Linked DNA regions of Homo sapiens: region 2 is linked to region 1. A link is a loop called in an ENCODE intact Hi-C map of the cell type or tissue named here. Cell type or tissue: pancreas. All regions are shown on one strand. Each heading gives the region's core, and the rest is flanking DNA. Links, peaks and the distances in the headings are about the cores only.

Region 1 (2,928 bases), core at 164-2,663:
CAAACTTTGCCCTATCCTATCCACATCGAACTCAAAGATTTATATTTTGCATATCTGATGTGACAGAAATTTCCCAAATGGAAGCTCAATAAGAAAAATAAGTCAGAAAAGTCACACTGCAACCAAACTCCAAACCAATTTAATCCATTCAAACAGCATGCCAATTCAGCTAACTATGCATGCAGATTAACCTCCTTAATTTAATTTTATTTTCTAGATAAAAATTACTCATCTTTCAAAACTGTTTAACAATCTAAGCTCTGACATGTAAAGAGAATTAATTATTCAAATATAAATTCAAAAATATCCCCCAAATCGAAATATAATGAAATGAATTAGCCATTCCAACACTCCTTCTCCCCCAACGAACACTAAAACAGGTTACTGAGATTCTAACAGCAAGGCATGTAAACTGACTCCAGGAATATTAATCCAGATGCACAAAATAAAAAGCAACAATGTAATCTAAGCTTTTCTAAAACTAGAATTTAAATGTATTTAAATATGAAGTGGCAGAGCAAAGAGTCAAATCCAGGCTTCTCTGACTCCAGTCCCTGGCCCCCAAAAAAATGCCTCCAGAGAGGGAATCAGGAAGGGTAAATGCCGTCCTTAATTTACCAATACCCACCTTTATTTATATATTTACTGGGTACATCAGCATCTGTTATAAAAGGTGTCTTGATTTTTTACCTATATGCTTCCTCCCTTGGCCCACATCTAAGTTTTTAGAAACATGAGCTTTCTGGCTATCTTTTGATTTCTTTTTTCTTTTTCTTCTTCTAAATATCAAAGCTCTAACTACTTAGTCCAAAAAAGGGGAAGCATTTCAGATTTTAGAGGAAGGCTTTCTGGGTCTCGTGTGCTGCTTTCCCACCAGCAGGCAGCCATGGCAGCATATCTTCACCTCTCATGGCCAGCTCAGAGGACCTTAGCCCCAACAGGCAGAGCAGGAGCAAGGGGTCTGCAGGCGATAATTTCATGGCTTGGCACAGCTCCGTCTTCCCATGTGTCAAGAGAAGCTGGCAATCTGGGTGTTTATGTGAAGTCCATATGTTTAAACCTTGCCGACAAATTCAAAACTTCTAAAAACACTGTGTGTGGACCACTCAAAATCTGTCCAACGGTGGACTTCAGTCTGCTAGTTGCCAGTTTATAATGCCTAAGCTTCCGGTTAAGAACAATTTAGTTAAACTTTTATCCTTCCCTAAGTGTATTCCTTATGGAAGCCATGGAAGACACAGCCCCTGCTGTCCAGGAGACCAGTGGGGACAAGGGACATACCATTTCAGGGCAAGATAGCAAATGAAGAGAGAGATAGAAGCCTGCAAAGGAGAACACAGCACCCACCCACTACACACCTCTCCTTACCACTGGCTGTCACAGGGCAAATTTGGAAAGTGGTGGTATAAAGATGACAGAGTTAACCTCGCCCTTCTATAATAGAGAAGAAAAAAGGGGCTCAGAACTCTACAAAAACAAAAAAAAGTTCAACAGACCAAACTCTGTACATCCAAAGTGAGTCTTAAAATAGTCTTAATGGAACCATGGCAACAGAAAAAGCTTACCTGCTTAGAGGTGTGCTGGTGTTATAAACAAAAAATAAAACAAACTTTCACTGAGCACCAACTATGCTCCAAGTGCTGCAGGTGCTGCAGGTGCTGCAGGAAGATCATCTCATGTAAACCTCCCAACAACACTAGGACGAGTCATTACTCCCAATTTGCAGACACGGAAACTGAGACTGTAAAATCCTAAGGCTTTGGAAAGAGCCAATATCTGATTCCTTTCCCATTAGCCAGATGACCTGGACAGAGAGATTAGGGCTATCATTGCAGACACATAGTGGCAAGCAATCAAGAAAAACTCATTAGCTACAATAATTAAAAGTGTAGAACTGGTGCTAAAAGAGGCAAAGAGATTCCCTAAGACACAACAGAGGCCACAGCAGGCCCTGCTGATTATGAGAACTGAAATTTGTGATAAAAGTCGTTTCACAAATAAATACAAAAGAAAATATAAGGACCACTCAATAAGTAATGTAGAAATAATTAACAGCAAGTTTTAGGAAAATCCATTTATACTTCCCAAATTATGCCACCTAATGAAATACACTTCAAACCAATCAAAAAGTTATTTTTTCATCAAATTATATAACTAAGATGAAAGAAAAATGAGTATCAGTGGCTCCCTAGGAAAAGCGTTACTTTCAAAAATTAGGAGTGATGGAAGAAATTTCAATTATTAAAAAAAGGTGTGTGGTGGCACACACCTGTAGTCCCAGTTATTCAGTAACCTGAGGCAGGAGGTTCACTTGAGCCCAGAAGTTCTGGGCTATAGTGTGCTATGCTAATTAGGTGTCCACACTAAGTTAGACACCAATATAGTGACCTCATGTGAGCTGGGGACCACCAGGTTGCCTAAGAAGGGGTAAACTGGCCCAAGTCGGAAACAGAGCATGTCAAAACTCCCTTGCTGATCAGTAGTGGGAATGTGCCTCTGAATGGCCACTGCACTGCAGCCAGAACAACGTGGTGAGACCCTGTCTCTCATTTTAAAATTTTTAAAATAAATTTTGACAGCTAAACTTAAAAGTAAATGTTTTCTATACAAAAAATGAAAAGGCAAACAACAAAATGTAAGATATATCTGGATATATAACAGGCCTGGGGTTAATATTCTTAATATATCTATAGAATATATGTAAAAGAAATTGTTAAGAAGAACCAAGAGACTTCAATGGAGAAATGGACAAAGGACAGAAACAGACAATTCACAAAAGGAAAAATAACTAGAAATAAACGAACAGAAAAATATTCACCAGTCAGCCAAAAACATACAAATTAAACATCAATAAAGTACCACCATTTATCAAGCAAATTATGAAAAAGAATTTTAAAATAATAATATCCATGGCTGGTCAGGTATGGC
Region 2 (2,928 bases), core at 273-2,772, 160 kb after region 1:
TTTTTAACATAAGGAATTACGTGGTTGAATAAAGGAATTGTATCGGAACACAGTCGTGTAACGGAGTTACTTGAAACTAAAAATATATTTCTTATACTGTGGAATTCTAACATGTTTTCTGTAGCTGTAGACCTTAATGTATTCTGTTACCAGATTTTTATATTCTAGCAGATTTTATTTTAGAATACCAAACACATTTTTAATTTTGAAGAGTATTTGTTTTGAACATATAATAAATGCACATGGTTAAAAAAAAGTTGAAGTATTATAAAAAGTTACCCAATTGTTTACTTCCTTTCTATGGAGGCAACCATGGCTAATCAGTTTCTAACGTATCCTTCAGAGATCTTTTTTATGTGGTCAAAGGTTTTACAAGGGTTAATGTCTTAAGATGAATATTTTAGAGTTTGACATCAAAAGACTCATTTATACTACACTACCTGAGATTTTAACAATAAAAATAATAATCTTACTGAAATCTAAAACAAATGTGAAATTTGTAATTCTGGCCTTGGAATATTGATTTAAATATAAGCATGTTAGGCCTTTATTGACTTAAGTAATTCTGTTTTGTTTGTAATATGTTATTACCCAGTTTGTGTATTTATCCCTATAATTTAATGAACCTCCTCCACCTTTAAAAAAATTAACAGTATTAATGACAATGAATTATTGACTTGACAAACATGATTAGCACATCAGAAGATTTTATGACCCGTTTAAGGGTAAGGTAGCATTCCTATGCCCCTCCTCCACTACATTTTCAGTTTCTTAGGTAAGTGAAAATAATTGTTTTCCTGAGATCAGGTTAGTTTATATTTGGAGGAAATTACCTTTTCTTAGTATTTTCAAAATTTTTTTTCAAAATTTGTTGTAACATTGCAAAAGCATTTTCTTTCAAAAATAACATAGGTTATAATAGATAATATCTGTTTACATTAATTCTTTAAATTTTCTTATTATTGAGATTTTATGCTTTAACTGAGTAATTTAACACCATGGTAATTGGTTGTTGAGAGAACTATAATAGGAAATTTTAAGTGAAGTAAAAGGTTTTGCTTTATATTATCTTGTGGCAGAACTCTTACTTGAGGTTTTTGACCAAAATTAAAATGAAAAATTTTTAATGACAGATTGACTCCTGTTAGTAAGTAGCTCTAGAGCTAGAACATTATATTTTGCATTATATTTTCTAGTGATATGTTTGGATTTCTTTATGACAGGAACCACTGCTCTGAGAGTAAAACGTGAATTTATTCTGCTAATAGCAAAAGTAAACTTTTAGTCCCTCTACTGGCTGTCTTTGTTGTAGCAGAGCTTAGATTTTTTTTTTGTTTTAAATATATCATTATAATTATGATAAAGGCTACTTATAACTTTATGGCCAAGGTGAATATTGACAGAACTTCTAAAGGATTGTCTCCCAACTGAGTGACTTTATAAACATACTTACTTAGGAATAACAATGTAAAATAATTGCTCTTAAATATAAGGATTTGGGAATTATTAAATTGCGTAGGCTTGACACCAGATAGTGAATAACATTATATTGCAGTAATTAAGTTGTAACTCTCATTTAGACTTTGGAGGTGTTAAAACTTTATTTTTTTGTAAAACATGACAAAAAACAATACTGGCAGACAACTAAAACTTTTTTAATTTGCTGGGTAAACAATGTTGACAGAGAAAGATGACATTATGCAGCAACAAAACAGTGCAAAACAGTATATAAGAAAACTTTCTTGGAGCTACATGTTCACTTTCTGCTAGTGATGTAGAAATTCATGCTTAAATAAATTTGTTAATGTCAAACATTTATATAATAGAGATGGGGGCACATTTTTCCTGAAGAAATAATAAAACAACCTTGTGTGTATAAATTACATTAACTTAATCATTATTCTAATTTTTGTAGTAACTGATTATTGCTTTTCTTAGTGTGATTCTTGACTAAGCTCTTTAATCTTAGAGGGGAAAGAATCTTAGGCATGGCGGGATAATTGGTACAATGAGGATGATAATAATATTTTTCTTTTTTCTTTTCTATGTTTGATCTTTATCTGACTTTTCCAAAATTTAAAGTCACTAAAGAACTTATTATTTTATCTTGTGTTTGTGTATATACTCTCTGAAAGTTGAAGTTATATTGTTTTTAAAAGTAAACATTAGTATATATTGTGTTTTGTTTCAGTGTGTGTTGGGGGAAGATACACTGATTTTATACATCAAGAAATTAATGGCTAAGTAATTACAGAATCACAGGAATCTACCAAGTAAAGGAATAGTTTTACTATAGTTAATTTTATTGCAGAAAGGATATATTAAAAACAAAACAATCTGATTATAATGCCATTCCTTGTTGGGTAAATATGGCACAATCCAGGTTAGTATGGAATTATGTCCAAGAGAATTTAGCAGCTGCCAATAGGACCTCCAGGTGGTACAGAAAGACCATGTGGATTTTAGAATTAGAATAGCTTAATAAGGTTCTGGCTTTGCCACCATCTAGGCCACCTTGAGTTATATCATTTAATCTCCCTGAATATTTTACCTCACTAAGTTTTTTTAGGGTCAAATGAGATAAGTGCTTTATTGTTATTATCAAGACGATAGCAGTAATGTTATTGTTATTATAGTAATTTCAGGCCCGTTTAAGGGTATCCTCTGTGGAGAGTATTTTGTGTAAGACTAGTCAAGTTTCAACTAAAAGCTTTGTTTTGTTGTCTAAGAAAAAGTAACTTTGGTTTTAGTGTTTGAATTTAGCTTAATTAAATTTAATAACTCAGACTTTCTGTTAAGTTTTAATATATTTTAACTTAATTTTGTAGACATGGGCCTTTAAAAAGTATTACCTTTCGGGTGGATGTCATCATCTATATGAGTCTGCTACATGGTAGATTATTTTTCTTTAATTAGAAGTATGATTAA

Evidence for each region. Hi-C counts contacts between places; a loop is a spot of excess contacts. Peaks named below come from ENCODE experiments on the same cell type or tissue, not always from the same donor. Only the 100,000 strongest peaks of a DNase experiment are listed, where the experiment ranks them.
Region 2: a loop joins it to region 1, with 2.5 times the contacts of the local background. A loop is called at or near these places in 5 of 110 quality-filtered maps.

The regions. Positions count from the first base shown.
Region 1 is chr13:51,593,538-51,596,465 of GRCh38, reverse strand. All of the region lies in intron 1 of WDFY2 (WD repeat and FYVE domain containing 2), which reads right to left. It also overlaps the pseudogene RN7SL413P. Among named protein-coding and RNA genes, the nearest start is that of WDFY2, 11 kb to the right of the region's middle. In pancreas, for the core only: no CTCF peak of the experiment used is centred there; no DNase peak of the experiment used is centred there; H3K27ac peaks cover 1,048 bases.
Region 2 is chr13:51,433,544-51,436,471 of GRCh38, reverse strand. All of the region lies in intron 3 of INTS6 (integrator complex subunit 6), which reads left to right. Among named protein-coding and RNA genes, the nearest start is that of INTS6, 18 kb to the left of the region's middle. In pancreas, for the core only: a CTCF peak has its summit at 1,298; no DNase peak of the experiment used is centred there.